Regions from separate parts of the Mus musculus genome. Here region 2 is linked to region 1. Evidence: chromatin loops called from intact Hi-C (ENCODE). Cell type or tissue: left cerebral cortex. All regions are shown on one strand. Each heading gives the region's core, and the rest is flanking DNA. Links, peaks and the distances in the headings are about the cores only.

Region 1 (10,016 bases), core at 1-2,500:
GACCCTGCCCCACCCCGGCAAGTGTGTAGCTCCGGGGTCCGGGACACTACAGAATGGAGTAGACTGGGATAAGCCTATTGGCATGAGCTATGCGGGGCAAACAGCCGTGTTCTTCCTAGCTTCGCTTTCCTCACTGGCCCCGAAACTCAGTGCCCAGCGGACCAAGCTGGCCAGGAGTGGCGATGTGGCCCCCCAGGCTGCCGCTTCAGTATACCGCAGCAGCAGGGCCTGAGCGATAGAGTGGGTGGGAGGGTTCCAAAGAATACAAACCACTCAGAGGCCAAGAATAATAAATCGGATGCCCTGACATGTTTAGTTTAGGCTCTCCTGCGCTGAGAAGCGATCCTAGAGGCAATAGGGCCAACTCGGACTCCAAGCTTCTGGTATTCCCGCCCAGCCACGATTTTTAAAGGCAATTTTCAGGTGAATCAAACTTTGTCTGGCTTGGGCTAGAGGTACAAAGGGAGCTTTCAGGGGACCCTCACGTCCTGGGCCAGGACAGAGACAAACAGTGGAGAGAGGAGATTGCTAAATTTCCACCCCACACAAGTGGTCCTGTGTCCTAAGAGCTACCAACATCCCTGCCTCAAGGGTTTTGTGGGCTGGACACTTGGGAAAGAGATCTCATCTGGGAACCAGACAAGGTCATGGGCTGAACAACCCCCCAGATCCAAGCTACCAAAGCAATTGCTTTACTGGTTTTTTTCTGTTAGTTTTCCTTAGTAACTACCCCAGGGGGGCCAAGAGCCCTCGGTAGAGTCAGGGTTGTCCTTAGCTCTTCGAAAGGACAACCTTTGCGGGCACTGACAACAGCGTGCTGGGCCACCCGGGAACAAAAAGAGAAACCACCCTTACATCTGTTCCCGAATCTCTGAAAGATGCGGGCATGCCTTGCACCAATTTAGGTGGAGGCTGCCCTGAGGCATCCATTTAATTCCAGCAAAGGCACAGTTTCACACAGCCAGGACATAATACTCTCCTGTGTAATAGACTGAAGAGCAGAGAGGAGATGTGCTGGGGGAACCCGACTCTCAGTATGCGCCTGTCTCAGGGGACCCCCTTTAAAGAGTCTGAGGTGGCCAGAGCATTCACGTGGGGACAGGCAAGGCGTGAAAGTGACTGAAGTTCGGAACCTCTGGAGTTCCTCTGACTTCCAACCCCAGAGGATGGGACATGGGGCAACTCAGCAGACAGTCGTGGAAGCCCTGGCGCCTCAGCGCCACTCCACTCGTGCGCTTCGTGGGAAGCTGCAGCGCGGGAGCTTGCTCACTGTCCCTTGGGCCCGCCCCAGGTTGATTGACTAGACTACCATAAAACAACCTAGGGGGAGGGGCAGCCAAGGTTCCCGGAGCCAGGCGGGAATTTGGGATGATCCCAGTCTCCTTGCCTGCCATTATCAAACAACCCAAAGGCAGGGAGACCCAACTGCCTGGGGCTCTAGGCCTCCGTCGGAGCCTCAAAGGAAAGCACAAATCCCTACAGCGAATCTAGGAAAGAAAGAAAGATTTCCAGATCCTGATTTACAGGGGGGGGGGGGGGGGGGGGGGGGCAGACTAGCACCGGGTGCACCGACTCCAGTACTGGTTTGTGTACTGGAGTAGAAGAGCCAGTGCCCCGAGTTGCTATCTCCTGTGGGAGGCATAGGGTGTAGGTTGAAAAGACTGTTTCCTCCAGCAGCTGGGTCTGGGCAGGCAAAACCAGCTGACAGGTGAATGTGGTGGAAGGGAGCAAAGACATAACGCAAAGCAAAACCAAAACAACAACAACAAAAACAAACAACAACAATACCCCCTCCTCTCCCACTCCCCCCCCCAAAAAAAAAGAAAACCCCAAACTTACTTCTTCGCTGGCGCCTTCCTCGGGAGGCGTTTTGGCTGCCAATGTATTCCATAAAGTTCAAAATGATAAAAAAACAAGAAATCAGTCGCAAGTGCATAGTAACCCTGTAATGTTTCCCTTTTTTCTCTCCTTTTTCTTTTCACTGTTAGTTATATTTAATGTTTTTTTTTAAAGAAAAATATGTATGTAGGTGTTAGGCGAGTCTATACGAAGAGTAGAAAAACCAGAGCAGCGGGACTTCTCCACTGAGATCCAACAGGCGTGCTGTGATGGCAAGCGAAGCGGGACGGGTGGACCGGGAAACCAACAATTGCATTCTCAAATTGTCCGAACACAGCCGGCTGCTCTGGGGTGGCTGTCATCGCCGCGAGCGAAGGTTGCAGGAGCCTCCTGGCTGGCCGCAGGTTAGCCTCGGTTGCACAGCAGCGGCGGCTGCGGGCGGAATCCAGGCGAGCAGTGGCCCCTGGGGCTCAGAGGCTGCAGCGGCTGCGGCTGTGGCAGGGACCCCGGGAGCGCAGGGAAGCGGACGCCGTGGGTACCGCAGCCATGGTCAAGGGGCGCTGGAGAGACCCGAGCTGCTTCTGGCGTTCTGAGCAGGAGCCGCTCCAGTGTTGGGCCGGGCTAGGAGCACCCCATAGGGAAGGAGGAGGAGGGAGGGGGAGACGGGATGGCTGCGGGGGGCGGGGGGAGCTCGGGGACGGGGAGGAGCAACAACCCGGAGCGACCTCAATAACTTTCAATTTCAAGAGGGAAAGAGGGAGCTGGAAAAGTACAGGCGTTGCGATTTGGCAGATGGACGGGAAGAGGCGCCTAAGGGGTCCCGGGTCTGTGGCGGAGCATCTCTGGACTCAGCAAAGACGGCGGGAGAACGGGAGCAGGGTTGGGGGAGGGACAATTTGAACCCGGCAAGGTGGGCGCACTGGGGTTTGGTGGTTTCTGTCCCAGCTGTACCAAATACCCCAGACCCAATGCTTCTGTTGTCCTTGGCCTCTGGCAGATCTAACCACATAGTAGTGGCCATGTCCTTCAGTTCTTCAGAGACCCTGCCTCACTCCAGCAACTGCTCTTGGGAAGTTCACCACTCGACTCTCTTGTTCCTAATTTCTTGGGATTTCTGGATACAGATGCCCTCTCAACTCTTAGCCTTTCTCAGTGTCTCTCTGTTGCTTTAACCCTCCCCTCCCCCCCAACTCCCTCCCCCCCCTTTTTCCAGGGAAAGTAGCTGTGGTTGTGTTGTGTGGTCTCAAGGGGCTTAGGTGGGAGTTTACCCTTCAACTTGAAGGTGCTTTACCTGATCCTAAGGGGAGGACCCAGAGGTGTGAGCTCTCTGGGTAACCTGGATGGAAAAGCAATTGTACTGTGGCTTTCTTCCAAGCCCAGCCTTTGCTCTGCAAGATCCCCCCTCCCTCAGGCACTTCCCTAAGTAGTCACTGTTAAAGAGTGTTAATCTCTCTCTCTCTCTCTCTCTCTCTCTCTCTCTCTCTCTCTCTCTCTCATCTTCTTATGCTGTTGAGAGGATCTGTTGTACATTCTGGTTTCTCATCTGGGGGACTGAGAATACTATGTGGAAAGATTGTCTCCATTTGGTGATAATGAGTAAAGGTCCATTTCCATTTCTTGCTTCTGTTTCCAGAGCAAGGGGAGTGGGAGTAGAGGGCTCTTGGCAGTAGAGAGAGAGAGAGAGAGAGAGAGAGAGAGAGAGAGAGAGAGAGAATCAGGTTCTCAGGTTAAACCACTACCAGGGAAAAGACCAGGCCCTGGGATGACTTCCGCTGTTGGGCATCCTACCTCTTCTTCTGTAGCACAGACACTTATAGTTACTGAATTGTTTTGTTGGAGGTCACAAGCCTCAAAGCATTTTTAATGTAAACCTGTCCTAAGGGTGCTGATGAGTATTCTGAAGGATTCTTTTGTAATGCTAAAGCTTTATGCAGCATTGGATTACAGGCAGGCCACTTTGAAACCAACTGAGATTTGCAGGAGTGCCTTCAATGTATGCGTTGATAAGTTAGAGGAGAAGCAAATGCCACAGCTCCTGCCTGTCTCATTGAAAAGCACCCCAGGTTCCAGGTCTCTGGAGCCTGTTATGTAGCCCAAGATTGGGGCTGAGATGGAATGGCCTGGATACAAAAGTCAGGAGACCTCGAATAGTTTTTCTTTGCAAAGCTTTAAAACACAGAATCTGAGATGCTGGCCTTTTGTTGCTAAGTCATTATTAAATGTTTTGCCTACTTTTACTGGAAGTTTGAAAACAGGCATACTATTCTCTAAGTATGAAGAAAGCAGTGACCCTTTCAGAGTATGATTTGTCTTACTTGGTTTTAAGAATTCCCATTTACACACAGATTCTTTTTCTGGAATAAAACTTCTGGACAGTAGCAGGAGCTGCATGAGATGCACAAGGGTGCATACCCACACAAACACACACACATACCCAGAGAGAGAGAGACAGACAGACAGACACACACACACACAGGAAAAGAGAGAGAGAGAGAGAGAGAGAGAGAGAGAGAGAAGAGAGAGAGAGAGAGAGAGAGATGGAGGAGAGAACACACAGTCTACTGATAAATGACAATTTATCACTCTGAACTAGGGAAGTTGCAGATGCCCACCCAATTCCAACAATGACTATCTGGTGAAAAAACCACTGTATTTCTTTGTGCCTGTCCCCATCAGCTTTTTGTTCCTTCTTGTTTAATACCTCAGATACAGAATATCGGCATCATCAACTGTGGGGGGCTTAAAAGCTATGGGAGGTTCCCTTTGAAAAGGACTCCAGAGACAGCCTTTCTAATCCAGGCTACTTGAGCTGGATAGGATGAGATTGCAAAAGGCATATAAAAAAGCAATTTGGTGGAACAGTTCAGGGAAATGAGCACAATGACGGACACCCACTTCTCTTCTCCCCGTGTGCTCTGCAGACATATGTTCTTTAGGATGAGAACAGGAATGGCAGGGTAAGTAAATAAACAAACCCACTGAGCAGCTAAGGTTCTTGATCCATCCCAGAAAAGAAGTGTTAGATGCAGTGGGCAGGAAAAGCTTGTCAAGGAACAAGCACCATTCAGAGGAAACATAAGGAAAACATTAAATAAATTGGGAGAACATTCTTTCTTTCTTGACACCCTTCTTTAGAATAACTCCTTTTTTTTTCCCCCGTTTTGGTCCATGTTACCTTAGTATTAAATGTGTGTTTACTTGCCTGTCTGTGTCTTACATTCCCTCAACTGTTCCAGAAGCTTACAGAAGGCATGCCATAGACTATTTTGTGCAATAAAGCACCTAGTTTTCCAATTCAGCAAAGATTAAAATAATGTTCATAGAAGCTGACAGTGCCTCACTGAACCGCCATACTAAAACAACTTAGAAGCCACGGGTGTAGCGCAAAGTTGGAAATTTTCTTATGATTTTACATTTGTCACATCATGCTAGGATTAAGAGTTGGAGACTCAGGGTAAAAGAATAGTGTGGGTTTGGATAAACATGGAGAGATAAACATATCCAAAATGTGGCTGCAATTTCTCATCTTTCCACACTGCCTCCCTCAACCAGGCAAAGGCAACAGTAAGAAGTTATTTTTATCCACTGCAGCAGGAGCACTTTAAGGAACAAACATGATTGTCACATTGTTGAATCCATATAGCAAATATGTGGAAGGGAGCTTGCTCCAGAAAAAGAGAGAGCAGACTTAAGACTTTGGAATGGGGTACAGCTTGTAGTGATGAGAGATGTTTGGCAAAGTTGGAACTGACATCAGTCACTATGCCATAGAGCTAATATGCAGATTCAGAAAATGCTCTGTTCGCCAGTTGCCCGGATCTGGATGCATGTGAGTGAGTAAATCAAACAGGGTACTGCTGGCAAAGTCTGTGTTACTAATGTAGTCAGAAACCATCTCAGGAGCATGGAGCAGATAGATTATTTAAAAGCCATTGAAATTAGTAGATGGAGTCTAACCACCCTTTTACACAAAGATAGGATTACTAGACCAATGTAAGAAGTGATTCGCATTAACAAAATAAGAAAATGGAAATCTTGAATAGATAGACAGAGGACTGTCTGTCAACAGTTAAGAATGTTTTTCCTTCTCTATGAAGTTATGGGACATTTATAAAACCGTGTTGAACATTGTCTGGTGTGTTTTTATTTCAAAACTAATTTCTCTCATGGCATCATTTAACTAAATACCCAGCAGTATTCATTGTAACACCTTAGGATATTTTGCTGGATTATAGGGTTTTTACTTTTAAGGTACAGGCTTAGAAATCTGGGCACCATGGCAAGTCCTGCCTCTGCATCTTTATTGCTTCCCAGATTTCTTTATTTGAAGAATGAAATTCAACCAAGTAATTTCCAAAGACTCTGAATGTACTGACTATAATAACAATACCTTCAAGAAAGGGAGAGAGACAGGCTTGTAATTCCAAATGTTGAAGCTATTTCTAGCTGTATGACATCACACTTCGCACTTACAGACTTGTGTTTAACTGAATAGGTCCAGATTTAGAAATCTGCTTTTGAATGCGTCACTCTGCTGGAAATGTCTAGCTTCTTACAGGAATCCTAAAGGACTCTGGTCTAGCAAAGATAAACCCAGGACTAGTTTATCTGCCTCTGTATCTGCAGACTTTGAGATCCCAAGCAAGTGTACATTTTAACCTCCCAATTCTGGGCATACTCCTATAAAAAGCTGAGATATGAACTGCTATATCTCATGGAGACACCCATCTGGTTCAGTTTGATTTGTGGATCTTACCATGGGAGGGGGGTGGTAAGGACGGACTCTAAGGAGTAGGGTTTTTTGTTTTGTTTTGTTTTTTAATTTCATGTCACTTTAGTTTTTCAGAGAAAAGACAGAAGAAAAAAAGCTTTAATTTTTCCCCTTTGTGTCTCTCTTTTTATAGGGTTGTATATCCATGTTTCCATTGCCCCTGGAGACTCTTCAGAAGGTTCACAGTGTAGCCTGAGTGACTGTGCTAGCACCTTTAGGTTGAGGAATTGCTATCAAAGACCTGGAAGTATTATGGTATATGGAGGACTATAGAAGAGGGGTTGTTAATGAGAAAATGTTATACTGGCACATACCACCCTAGAACAGATCTCAGAGCACACGGTTTCCAGGAGGAGACATCTGGGACCAGAAAATCATTGCCACATATGGCCAGGCTCATGTAGAAAGTACCATTAATATTAACATTATCTCTAGGTCTGATTTTGGTACCATATTGGCCCCCAGGAAGTTGACTATTTTAAATTACATTACCAAAACTCTTTTCTACTGATTTCCAGTTAAATCAGTGCATAGGAGCAAAGGTTGTTTCTTCTCTCTTCCTGCTTTGGCATAGTTCTGGAAATTGGTGCGCTCTGCTGGGAATGGGCACGGCTTTGAGGAGCAGCATCTTTTCCATGGCTCCAGGTCATTCTCAATTAGGTTTTAATAGCAGAGAGGTATAGGATCTACCTACATTTTGAACCTAACAGTAGAAATACCTTCTAACTTCTACTAATCTCTGGGTGCATCAACATTTCTCATTGAATCCTTTTGCCTTGCCTATAGTAGTTATGCTTTTATTTGACAGTAACATTTTCTGGAGATCTCTCTTAAGTCCCTAAGTGACAGGAAATTGTCAAAGCTAGGCGGTCTGGTTGAAAACACTGGCATCCCTCCCATCTCGTTCCACTTTTCCTGAGGAACATCTGCTTATGAGGACTTAGCTGAGCATGGTGGCGCATCCATTAACTTCAACACAGTGGAAGCAGAAGCTGGAGGATCTCCATGAATTTGAAGTCTACCTGGGTTATGTAGAGAGTTCCAGGGTGGGAGGGAAATCCTACAGGTAACAAAATGAGCAGGCAACACAAATCAGATCAATGATGTCATGGGTTCAATCAGTGTCAGTTACCAGAATCACAATGGCAATAGCAAAGCAGAGTTCATGTCCAAAATTAAACCTAGGCAATAGGATGAGAGGGGACAAACAGGAAGGGAAAGAGCAAAGCAGCCAGGAAACAGCCGCAGCAAAAGTGAAAGCTGGCATTGGTTTTGAGGCATGTTTTCACGAAGACTTTCTCACTCCCCCTTACCCCTCTCACCTATAGGCTAATAATATCTCCTCCACCAGTGAGTAAAAGTACCTTATGACAAAGGGCAGGAAGCTGTAAGTCAGCCAGCTACTCATCTTACACAGAGTTAGTGGGTGCTTTCTACGAGTAATTCTACTTTAGAGACTGTACTGGCTGGTTTTGTCAACTTGACACAGCTGGAGTTATCACAGAGAAAGGAGCCCCTCTTGAGGAAATGCCTCCTGCCTCCGTGAGATCCAGCTGTAAGGCATTTTCTCAATTAGTGTCAAAAGGGGAAGGCCTGACCCATTGTGGCTTGTACTATCCCTAAGCTGGTAGTCCCAGGTTCTATAAGAAAGCAAACTGAACAAGCCAGAGGAAGAAATCCAGCTCCCCTCCAGGACCCCTGCATCAGTTCCTACCCAATGTGAGATCATGTCCTGACTTCTTTGGTGATGAACAGCAATTCGGAAGTATAAGCTGAATAAACCCTTTCCTCCCCAACTGGCCTCTTGGTCAGAATGTTTTGTGTAGGTATACAAACCCTGACTAAGACAGACAACAAAGTAGAGTCTCTGTGTATCATCTTTTAATCTATTAAAAGGGCTGATATTATGAGGTTTCTGTGTCTCTAACTGAAAGCAATGTTAGGGTTTAGATGAAACTTCAACAGTTTACAGAGAACGTGAGGCTGTTTTCTGCATGTTTTAGGAAGCATGTCTTTAGAGTAGCAGGTACCTTTAATGACAGAACAACAGCCTCTCCACCTATATATATCCTTCACTTATTCATTTGTTACTGCTATGCATTCGCATAGGAACTTTTGACCAACTGGCTATTCTTCTTTCAACATTGACTAAACAGTGTAGCAAATGCCACCTAGGTCCTAGAGACAAATAACTGAAAAGAATAGGATGCTGTCTTCATGAAGTTGCCCTCAGTGAAGGAGGCAGACAGATCAATCATTAAAGCTTCCATGTGATAAGTGATAAGAGCTATGCCTATGTATGCTATGGGAAGAAAGCTGTGGAAAGAGGGACAGTGTCTGCGGATCAGACAGGGTTTAGCATATAGATGATGAATTCTACTATAGATAGTGAAGGGTCCCTTTCTCTGCTTTACATGAACTTTGATTCAGTGCTGGAGAAAAAGCACTTCTTTTTCCTTATTTTATGGATGAAAAGGCTGTGGTTGGCTTCCTGTTTGCCAGGAAGGCAGCCATACTCCACTGGTGACATATCCCCATCCTCTGGCAATTGACCGTGTTCTGTTAACTGTGTGGGAGGACTGTTAAAGGTGATACACAGTGCTGGGGTCTCTATAGGTTAATGATTTGACCCATTTACTGTAGCTGGAGCAGAGTTCTATCATGTGGGGGAAAAAAGACCTCTCATCCATCCCTCCTCTTTCCTAGAAGTGTTTGAAGGAATTTAGAGCCACTGACAAAGAAATGGAAATTGATCTTCTTAGAGAGCTAATCTCCCCTATTCATGCTTTCTATTCCTCTGTGTAACTTTGCTTGTTACCTATGGCATGGTGCTTCCAGACAGGACATTGCACATCCATTATCAAAGTCTGCCCTGCTGAGTCTTATCCATTTAGTTTCCAGCTATCTACATGCCAGACGTTCCAGGCTTTGCCACTCTATCTTTGTTCCTGTTAGTGATAAGGGTTGGTTAACCCTTCTGATCTTTCCTTCTTTCTATCCACATAATCCATTCTATCCTGAGCATATTCTGTTTTCCCATGGGTCTGTGAGATGTGTCCATTATGGAGAATGAACAAGGATGATGTTTTGTTAGGGACGCTAGTCCATCTGTCACTCTTCCGTACTTGGCAGGTGGGGCTCAGCAAAAAATAATAGTATTTGGCAAGAAGAGAGAGGGAGCAAAGACTTCTCTTCCTAGGGAGCCTGAGTCAGTATCACATTGCTGTACAACAAACAACACCCAAGCAGAGTGGCTTAAATGCCAGATCTTTATGGTTTCTCACAACCTGATGTGAGAACTAGCTACCCTGACTTCCCACAGGCTCCTCAGGTGTGGCATCAGGTGGAGAATGGGAGACGGCAGATCTCTTTTAACAGATATTTATTTATCTTTAGAGTACAAGGC
Region 2 (11,565 bases), core at 5,352-7,851, 560 kb after region 1:
CTGTTTTATTTTCTTTTTACTACAGTTATAATTCACATCTTATGATATAAGTCATGTGAGTGAGACACATGCCCTTATTGAAGAATAACTAGGATATGATCATTATGTTTGTGTGAAGTCCTTTCTGTCTGACAACACATACTTTAGGCATAACTACAGAGTCCTGCCAAGGCAAAGAGATGGCCCAGTGGGTGATGCTTACTTATAAGGGGAAAGAATACTTTAATGACAACACATAATGCAACCACCATGCACAGCATGCAGGGAAGTCTAATGTTTTTTAACCCTTTTGGATAATTTTTGCTGTCAATGGAATAGCTGTTCTCCAACAATCCTAAATTTCTGTCATGCATAGTTACAGAAATTCTGAGCATTTACATAAAGGAAAACTTTTACCTGAAAGTGTACCAAGTCATAGCAATTTTGAGCTCTTCCGTACACAGAATAAGATGAAAATACATATATGTGAAGGATAAAACAAATAGAAATATCTATCAGTTAATTGGATTATGGTTTATGATAATAAACTATAGGAATATTATATTTTTCTGTTGTAGTTGTCACAGTGAATTTGGATAGCACATGGTTTTACGCTCTGGGAAAAAATTGGGCCTGAATTGAACGGGAAGTTGAAATAAATGGTGGAATTGTACAGAATCGAGGTAATACTATTCTAAATTCAGATCAGCTGTAGTATAAGACTTGGTTGGCAGTTCAGAGTTTTGACACGCTTTGTCTTTGTACTAGAAGACATGCTGCTCCGCCGTCATTAGACCTTGTCAGCTCTACTCTGGGGCCCCCGTAGCTCAGTTTCCTGATGTGTAAGAAGAGCTGACTTGGAGATGTGGGGACGCTTTGTTATTGCAAAGCAAATCTATTTATCTTCTATGAAAACGGGCAAGCAGTGGAGCTTACGCTTTCATTCCTCTGCCACTCACACCCCACTTTCTTCATGAGGATGCAAGCACTTGGGAAAATACATCCCTGACACACCCCTGGTGTGAGCAAACACTAGAGTCATGTGAGGGCCTGCAAGGAAGGGTTACAGGAAAACTGAACAGAGTTTATCCTCTTCAATAGCAAGTGGGTAGGCAAGGGCCTGGAGTGTTGATGAAGCAGCCTTAGAACAGCTCTGGTTAGTAGGCATGGTTAGAGATGAAGAGAGATTCACTGGCTGCGGCTCCAGACTGGCCACTGGGGTATACTTTCCTTGACAAGCAAGTCTGTTGACCAGGGCTTGCTTGATGTACTCCTCCGGGGCTGCCTTCAGGTTCTCCTTTAGAGTAGAGGCCTGCAGGGCTCGGCCATAGGAGAAAGTCAAGGCCCATGGCTTCAGCAGTGAACACTTGTTGATAGCTTTGAAGTTGATGGATGCCTCTTCCTCACTCTGCCTTCCAGACAGGAAAGTGACCCCAGCGACAACGACAAAGTGCTGTGAACATTGTCATGGCAATCTCCTCACTGGAAAATTTCTGGGTGCAAGCATGGCCGGGCGTGACCATTTTGGGCTTCAGCAATGTGCCTTCCAGATAGACATGGTGGTTGCTCAGAGCCTTGTAGACAGCCGCAGTACCTTCTCAGTTACATAGTGGCAGTGCTTCAAGTCATGGTCCCCATCAGGGAGAATTTCAGGCTCCACAACGGGTACAATGCCATTCTGCTGGTAGATGCTGGCATAACGGGCCAGAACATTGGCATTTTTCCATGATGGTAAGGGCTGAGGGAGTATGTTCCCCAATCTTTAGCATACAGCACCACTTGGCAAAGTTGGCTCAATTCTTTTTATACTGGGCACAGCGTTCACACGGGCCATCTAGCCCTTTGGTAGTAATCTAGCCATTGGTTCCTGCCAGGGGAACCATACCCTTATCTTCCCCAATTGCCCACAACACCACCCTTGGGCTTGATAACTTGGGAGAAGGGATGTCCATCATCTGTCTTCTGGTACAGTGTCTCATGGAAGAGTATCACACTCCCATCCCCCAATCCCCAATGCAGGGATTCACATAGTCAGAGAAGTCAGCAGCAGCGGGCGGTAGAACTGCCTGTTCTCCTCGGTGTTCTGTGTGCCAATGGACTGCAAGAGCTTGGCAATGCTTCCAATGGACTCATCTGCAGCCAGGATGCCCTTGACAGGAGCCACAATCCAGTGAGTAATGTCAGATAGCTCCTTCTTCTGCTCCGGGGTCAGTGCTGGGTATGGGTAGGGCATGGTGCCAGTGGCAGCACTTTCCTGTGGTGCAGTGAAAGAAGCCACAGAGCCTTGTCAGCTCCAAGTTGAATATATACTAATTTATAATAGGGATAGACAGGGAGAGATGGACTAGAGAACGCTTGACAATTGTAGATAGACTATGCAGACTAGAGAAGTTCACTTGCCTTACCTAGACAATGGATAACTGCACTCCAAATTTACATAATGATGTAGAAATAAGTTCAGAGGTTCAAAGGATGCTTTCTGGGTTAAACTTCAAAGAATAAGGAGAAGAAAGAGCAAAGGAAAGTAAGTGAGAGGGGAAAAAGAACCTATTAGAGTTCAGTTGTCATGGGCAGTTTTACTGAAAGGAACAACGCAAAGACGCATCAGCTAAAAGAACAGAGCAAAACCAGGAAGCTAGTGAGTAGAGAAGAGACAGGTTCACAGGCATCACTCTGTAATGGAACACTTCCTATGTGGCCAGCATTCAGCTAAGGACTACTCAGAACCTGTAAACATCTAAAGGGTTGAGACTTTTCCAGAATAGACTAGCAATTGAATCAGTAGACAGGAAAAAGATTGTCCTTATTAATCAGAAGGGATGTGTGTCCTTCAACCCATTAAGATTTGGAATAGAATTATTTTAAGATATTTATCATCTCTCTATCTCTCTTTATCTCTCTTTCCATCCCTCTCCCTACTCTCTCTCCCATCCTCCCTCTGTCTACCTGTCTGTCTCTGTCTCTCTCTGCCCATCATCTTCTGCCCTAATATATCCCAGCCTTTTCTTTTCAGACCTACAGGCTCACATATCATTATAGAACTGGATTTCATCATTATCTAATTTACAAGTGGTCTATCAACTTCCACAATATATAAGCCAATTCTTATAGTAAATTTCCTCTTGTTATTCATATAAATATCTATTGTCTATCTGTTTGTTTGTCTATCTATCATCATCTATCTCCCATTAGTCTTGCTTCTCTGGAGAACCCTATCACAATTTTTGTCACTTATCAGAAACTCTTTTCATTAATTATTGAACTTTAATTCTAACTTCCCATTTCCATCTCTTCCTTTGCTAAATATTATACAAGTTTACTGAATATTCCATCTCACTTACTGAGTTGCAGCCCAGCTAAAGTTATGACCAAGCATATACCACTTTCAGGTTAACATGTATAAACAAATCTACGTATAGTCTGCTTGAGAGAATATTACCAAAGACAAAACCCCAGAGTTGCCCTGAATAACTAGAGCAAGGCTGAGAATTGAATAGTTGGAATAGAGAAGTCTTACTGAAGACCTCTACAAATGTGCTATGACAGGATTTTCCCTGTCCAATCATACTAAAATATTAGGGTAGTCGGAGGCCTGTGATTGGATTGGGAAAAGGGACATAGAGCTAAGAGTTGGACAGACAGAGAGCATCTCAGGAGAGAAGGAAGGCCAAGATTGAGGCTGATGGACAGGAAAAAAACCTTAACCAGCGTGGCATTAAATAGCCACAGGTAGTTATGATATCATAAAGGTTAGAATAATTTTGATAATTTGTCTAATTTAGGTGAGCAGCTTTTAACATTGTTAATTGGTTCTGAAATTATTGTATTAGAACATTGTGAATTGAGAATTTATTGAAAATAAATTCAAATAAAACTGTTTGGTTAATTATAAGTTTCTAGCCAGGCGGGGTGGCGCATGCCTTTAATCCCAGCACTTGGGAGGCAGAGGCAGGCGGATTTCTGAGTTGGAGGCCAGCCTGGTCTACAAAGTGAGTTCCAGAACAGCCAGGGCTCAACAGAGAAACCCTGTCTCGAAAAACCAAATAAATAAATAAATAAATAAATAAAAAATTATAAGTTTCTAGAGTTTTGGTTCTACCTGGTTGGTGCCCATGGCTGACAGTGGGGTGGACGGTCGTTGCGTGGGGCTGGCATGGCAGTGAAAGGAGCTCAGGCACTCCAGCCCCGGCAGATAGTTGGCAGGCAGAGTGTATCCTGGAGGGACCACACCATGCAGGGACAGAGAGTGGCTGGCAGTAGCATGGGAAGTATGCAAGTTCTTTTTAATATTTCCCACAACAATGCACTGCAATACTGTAGCAGGTAAGAAATAAATTCTGATGCTAATTTATTGATCTACAGTGAGAAAGTTCTCAGTTAATTTAGGATGATAACAAATTGTCACACTTGATTAATATTAATAGCCCATTAAAGCACCTGTTACGTTGTGGAAAGTTAAATAGGAACCACTAGCATGTCCCAGGTCCTAGGGAAATGAGAGGTTCCTAGCACCTGAAGGGAATGACATTAGCTGAAATACCCAACAGAGGGGAGACAGAAACTGAAGCAAACACTTCCAGTAGATAGGCATGTCCCCCAGTTGAGGGATGGGCAATCCACCCATTTCAAAAAATTTAACCCAGAATTATTCCTGTCTAAAGGAAACCCAGGGACAAAAAAAAAAATGAAGCAGAGACTGAAGGAAAGGTCATCCAGAGAATGCACCACCTTGGGATCCATCACACATGCAGACATCAAACTATTGCTGAAATGCTCACAGACAGGAGCCTAGTATGGCTGTCCTCTGAGAGGCTCAGCCAGCACCTGACTAAGACAGATGCAGATACTCACAGCCAACCATCGGACCGAGCCCAGGGACTACAGTAGACAAGTTAGGGGAAGGAATGTAGGAGCTGAAGGGGATTTAACCCCATAGGAAGAAAAACAGTATCAAATAACCTGACTACCCAGAGCTCCCAGGGACTAAACTTCCAACCAAAGAGTACACATGTAGGTACCTATGGCTCCAGCAACCTGTGCATCAGAAGATGGCCTTATCTGGCAATAATGGGAGGGGAGACATTTAGTCCTATGGAGGCTTGTTGCCCCACGGTAGGGGATGCTAGAGGAGTGAGGAGGAAGTTGTTGGTGGGTGGGTGATCACATTCTTAGAGGCAAAGGTGAAGGGGGATGGGATGGGGGTGGTTATGGAGGGGAGACTGGAAAGGGGGACATTTGAAATGTTAATAAATATCCAATTAATAAAAAGAAGACAAGTTTTATACTATAGACAATAAAAGTAAAAGAGCCAGTCACAAGTTCATGATGGACATAGCCCCATTTAACTGTTACAAAGTTCAGGGAAAGTACAGGAGGTAGCTCCTCACTGCTTACACTGAACAGAACACTTGCTGGTCCCTCCCCTGGTTTGTATCTAAATTACAGAGAAAAGGAAATAAAACAGATATTCCTAATACTAATTAGTTTGGGTTATATAAACATTTAATACTCGCTTGTAATTTAAATACACAAAGATTCAAATCTATGGTCCTTATTTTAGGGGAGAGAACTTAACCACATATCAGTGCGAATTTTCTCTACTAAACTTCCTGACTCCCAGTTCATGCACCATTCTCAGTGAGGTACCAGATGGCTTATACTGTGCTCAGGAGAATAAGATAGCACTACCACTAATTCCAACTCATTCCATGTGGAAGATCTCTAGACATTTCAAATAATGACACGCAGATTGTGCAGGTACCCTCCACACAGTGTTTATTGTACAACAAAAACTGGCAAAAACAAAACAAAAACAAAAAAAAATAAAACAAAACCATTGCTCAGTGTTATCTATGCAAGATCAGTGTACGGACCCCTGGGTTACTCAGGAGACAAAGAAGTTCCAGAACAATGAGAAGCAGTGTTACTCCTTTCATGGGTAGCTCTAACAACATTTCGATAAATCCACATTTAATTATAAACTGTTGATGCAGCATCATGCATCCCTAAGCACTGGGCGTCTCTAAGATCCCTGTTAGAGTTGTGTAATACTAATTTCCCAAGTGTTCTTATCTATCTGAGCTCATGTTGTTACAACTTGGTCCCTCAGTCAAGGAGTTCTGAGAAGACCTTGTCTAGCAGTTTCCAGGTCTAGCAAGAAAAGCCGATATGAATAAGAGTCTCTGTGTTTCCTACATTTCGGGCTAGAACTTAGGAGGAAGAAAAAAAATGAACAGGATAAGATTAGAGTCTCTTTGAGTGATCAGAACTCTGGCTCTGATGATGGCATCAGTTACACATAAACGTCTATCTGTGTTCGTCTCATTTTCTACAGAGACTGGCTGAGTTACGACATCAGAAAAGCCTGCCTGCACACAGTGTCACAAGCTATCAACAGCCAGCTTCCTTATTTGTCCTTCTGCCCTTTGGCTCGGTCTCTTCTTCCTCTGTTCAATTATAACACAGACTTGGGCTCACTGCATAGTTCAATTCTAAACATGCTAGCACACTCTGCTGTACAGTGGCAACATCACAGCATAATACGCTGCACCTCCCCACCTCCGACACTGCTCTGCATCACAACACAGCTGTCTGTGCCAGATGACTAACTTGGAGTTTATGCCTATTCTTCCTTTGGTCTTGGCAACGACTCATCAGCTCCTTTTTTTTCCCTCACAAAATGATCATGAATTACAAGTATGTCCAACATTATTTTCTGGAAAGTTTTCCAATGTGATTCTTTAGCACTACAGAGGTGATCTGGAATACTTGTGCCTCTGTGTGTACCTAATATATTTTGTCTCCTGAATATGATATATTACCCATCAACCAAAATTCCAGTTTTAATCAATACTATATTAACCTGGTTTTTCTCCACCTCACAAAAACTCACTGGAGCATTTGTTAGTAGAAGCATATCATAGTTCTGGTACTTTAACTTAAAATGATCTAATCAAAATAGAAAAAAGTATCATTTTGAAAATCTCAACATATAAACAGTAATATCTTTCAAGTTTTACCTGCCAGACTATGAAAAGAAAGGAAGCCTTATCTGTTAATGATATTTGGCAAAAATGAGTAACTCATTCAGAAAATCTACTGAATTTTGTATGTTTAATATGAATGGATATCAGAAAATAACTTATGTAAAATGAATTAAGGTCATTTAAAGGCATGGAGCATCTGGAGTCTTCCTTCTTGCTTCTATACATCATATAGAGGAATGAAAAGTTAAAAAATGGCATGAGAGGTGGCAAGCTGATTTGTTCATTTGTTCTCCTCATGAGACACTGTTCCTAGATCTGAATGAACAATATTTTGTTTAAGGATCTTGTCATAGAACAGAGTACAATGGAATCCCTCCATAATGAAGCAACCATATACAGAACAAAGGCATGTCTGTATTTTATACGGAATGATTTCAACAATGGACTAAAAAATACGAACCCCAATCTACTGGCCTAGTAGACAGAAATGTTAATTGTATTGTACTTATTGATTCTTATTACATCGAGGACCACCAGTGGCCAGTGGTCTTGCTGTGGATATTAGTAAGGACTTCTGCTGTGGATATTAGTAAGGACTTCTGCTGTGGAGGTGTCTGTGCCAGGCAGTACCAATTTCAGCTGAATACAGTCATGGTCCACTTCTTCCCCCTTTATTTGTAGCATGGCATTATCATTTCCATTTTCTCACTTTCTTTATGAATGAAAAGTGCAGCACTAAAGAATAACTTCTAATTTTGAAATACTAATAACAAGTGTAACAAATTTACCATGATGACCTCAAAGTTACATTATTGGAATTGATAGAATTAGGATGCTAAGAAAACCAACAAAACAAAATCTAAATTTCAAGTTACTTATAATCAAAAGAGGCAATAGGAATGACAGTAATACTTAACCTGATTAGAAGTATTTAAAAATATGTACCTATGTGTGTATATTTGTGTGTATATTTGTGTGTTTAACATGATCCCTGGTTATATTATTTACATGCATAAAGTTGTTAAATAACAAAACTAATTTTTAAAATCCAACTAAGCCCTCGTCTGTGCAGTCCAAATGAGCCTTCTAAAGCAGTCTATTAGACTGAGAGGAGGCTAATCATTTCTATTTGTTCCCAGTTTGATGAAATTAAATAGCTGCCTTTTTTTTCAATTCTATGAACATACAGGTTTTAATTGAAATATTTAAATTAAGCAACTGAAAAGACCCATCCAAGCTAATGCTGAGAATATCTCACACTTGAAGCAATCAGAATATAGCTTACTGTCCACAAAATAATTATAAACTTCTTAAATCACAGGATTTACTCTTGACCTATAAAACTGAACCCAATATAGATAATCCTCAAAGAATAACAATTCTGGTCTGGTATCCCAGAAAGAATGCCACCTACTGACAGAGGAGATGACCAAGTTTAGTGGAAGTTAGATAGTTCTAAAAATACCAATCTTTCTTTATATGTATTGAATACATTTTGATAAGAATCTTGACCCCCCAGACAAATTGAACCATGAAAAATCAGCTCCTTGAGAGCTCCTGTCAGAGGCCAGTGATGGAGGGATCCTTGCAAATTCTTAATCTGTCTTTCTTTTTTTTTTCAGAGTGGGACAATATAGCTCTGCTGAAAGGAAGGTCGAGTTGCTGAACCCCCACAGTAGGTAACCCAGAAAGCAATCAAGCAAAGCTGGCAGGGAATAGACTCCAGCTGAAATATGCAGTGAGGTCTTTTCTCTCCCTCTGCAGGTACCACAGAGAAGAGGGGATTCTCAGGACTCTGGCTTAATTTCTCTGGCTACCACCTTAATCACATGCATCCCACAATTACTCTCTTCCTTCCTTCCTTCCTTTCTTTCTTTCTTCCTTCCTTTTATCTTCCTTCCTTTTATCTTTCTTTCTTTCTTTCTTTCTTTCTTTCTCTCTCTCTCTCTCTTTCTCTCTCTCTCTCTCTCTCTGTCTCTCTCTCTCTCTCTCTTTCTTTCTTTCTTTCTACTCCCCTTCTTCTGTCTGAGCTTTGTCCCACAGGCAGACTGTCTACACAGAGGGTAAGCTAGTTATCCAGCCACGTGAGAGAGCTCCTTGCCTGCACTGTGTTCTCCTATGCATTTTTTAAAATTTTCCCCTTTACTTGTTACCCCTCCCATTCCTACTATTAAAGAATATTGACTTTAGATTCTTTCCCAGCTAACACTGAGTTAAGCGAATTGCTTCATTTAATGAGATGCCTGTGTAGAAAAGCCTAGGAAGTCTATGAACCTAAACTGAATTAATACACACATAACTACAGACATCCCAGATAAAAGCCAGGATACCATAGAAGAATGCCCAAGGTAGCAGTGACCAGACTCCAACTTTTATATTTTCACAGGTGAGTCATTTGTAACTCTTTCCCTGCTCTGAGAACTTGACGGCTTTCCGTATCAGTATATGTCTGTCTAGTCTCCATAACTGTGCTCCTTAAGAAATCTCTAGTCCATCTAGTCAAGAAATGGTAACAAGAATAAATGTCTATAACTGTAAACTTTGGAGAAACAGGGAATCTATGCCCTTCCTTCCAACCTTGGTTATCTTTCCACTGTGCCATAAATATTTGTCTGTCTTTCTAAGTCCATAAAGAAACTGACAAAATAAATATTCAAAGGGCCCTGCTTGGAAAGTCATAGACATCTCTTGGTGTGTAAATCCAAGATTCGTTGGTTTCTAGTTCTGGAGCATCTGGAGGCATTGTGGAGGCAGTTTATGGTTGCCCTGGAGGTGCAAAACACCTCCAACCATGCAGAGGTGACCCCATCAGTAAAGTGTTAATTGGCGCTGAAGGGAGCCTCTTCTGGTCAATCCAGATGGAGAAGCAGATTTATCTTCCTAGATTGAAAATACCTCAAAAATGCCAAACCACCCTCTGAGAAGAATGGGATAGACGCTAGGCAGTAACAGATTGTCAATATCGTGAAAGGTTAAAGAGCAATCAAATGGCTTGTACTCCCCATTAACAATAATGAACAAAGCTAGGCTGTTCTTAAAGCACAAACGCAATTTAACTTTTGTTTTGCTTAATTTTGAAAGATAACTTAAATGTCCATTTCAGTCCTTTTGGGCTATGACCAAAGTACTAGAATATTTGCAGTACATTCAAGGATTGCAAATAAATCAGAAAGGAGGGTGGTGTGCATGTGCAGTTTAATTAATATTAGAACTTGGAAGTAGGAATCTCCTCTTTCAGAATATGGGTATGCCTCAGGAAGAGGTAGCAAAGTGTGTAAACTCTTCTAAAAGCATGCTGAGAATCAATGACTGGTAGTGTCTCAATTCTATATATGCTAATTTTTCATTCAATACCTAAATGCTCAGGTGTGGTGAATTTTATCAGATGTTTGCCACATCATAAAATTATACACAAAATGTGAGTTAAACAAATAAATAATAATAAATAACAAAGTGTGGGAAGTAGTTCTTGTTGATTACACAGAAATTGCAGCACTGGGATTTAAATAAGCAGAAGGTATGTACCTCTTCGAAATTTGAAAATACATTTTCCACTGAGAGAAATGTAAGCTGGTCATTGTGGCAGAAGCTTAACTGTAACAATTGTAACTATGATTTGTTTTTCTTCAGTCCCTGTACTTGGTGTCTTCTGCATATTGTTGCAATCTCTACCTTCACAGTCACTCTACACAGTTGTGATTAATAATTGTATGTAACTACCTAAGTCTCTATAGGGGATAAACTCGAAATAAAATGTTTTTAATGTTGGTGTTCGTTATTCTGGATTACAGAGTAACATAATTTATGAAAGCATTTTAATTGTCTGCTGTTAGTTTTTTATTCATATATTTTTAACTTATTTTTAAATGATTCAGTAGTAAACACAAAATATATATCATTATACATGATGTTTTCAATAGTTTATATTTTACCATGCATAAATCATATATGTGTGTACATATATGATATATATCATATGCATACACATATACATGCACATCACATGCACATATACATATATATGTATATATATATATATATATATATATATATATATATATATATATATATCCTCAAGCATTTATCATTTTTCTGTGGTAAAAACTTTGCAAAATTATTTCAAAAATGTTGAGGGTGTGTGTGTATGTGTGTGTGTGTGTGTGTGTGTGTGTGTGTGTGTGTGTGTGTGTGTGTATTAATGTGTATGTGGGCGCACACACAAAAATCACCTAATGATTTTGGTACCAGATCTGGAGTCTGCATTTGTTGTCATCTATTTTCCCCTTATGTAAACATATGTTTAACATTTAGTTGCATGCTTTATATAATGCAATACCTACTCCAAAATTATGAACTCTGAAATCCTACAAATTATACATAGATATCCAAAATGATAAATGCTTGGATTTATATATCCAAAAGCATTCATTATTTTTTCTGTGGTAAAAACATTCGAAAGTGCTATTCTTCTACATTTCTGAAATATTATCTATAGTCATTCTACTGTGCAATAACACACTAAAATGTAATTTCTCTGTCTAACTTTATTTTAACACCAGACTGAACATGTGAAAAAGAAGCCACAAGCTTAATCTTTACT

What was found. Hi-C counts contacts between places; a loop is a spot of excess contacts. Peaks named below come from ENCODE experiments on the same cell type or tissue, not always from the same donor. Only the 100,000 strongest peaks of a DNase experiment are listed, where the experiment ranks them.
Region 2: a loop joins it to region 1, with 4 times the contacts of the local background. A loop is called at or near these places in 4 of 42 quality-filtered maps.

What each region holds. Positions count from the first base shown.
Region 1 is chr10:29,533,393-29,543,408 of GRCm38, forward strand. Rspo3 (R-spondin 3) reads right to left here and starts at 2,475. Exons shown (of 5, transcript NM_028351.3): 1 at 1,840-2,475. The coding sequence starts at 1,936. In left cerebral cortex, for the core only: no CTCF peak of the experiment used is centred there; DNase peaks (open chromatin) are centred at 242, 566, 978, 1,289 and 1 more place; H3K4me3 peaks cover 2,500 bases; H3K27ac peaks cover 919 bases.
Region 2 is chr10:30,083,124-30,094,688 of GRCm38, forward strand. It overlaps the pseudogene Gm8767. Among named protein-coding and RNA genes, the nearest start is that of Cenpw, 110 kb to the right of the region's middle. In left cerebral cortex, for the core only: a CTCF peak has its summit at 6,495; a DNase peak (open chromatin) is centred at 6,529; H3K4me3 peaks cover 251 bases.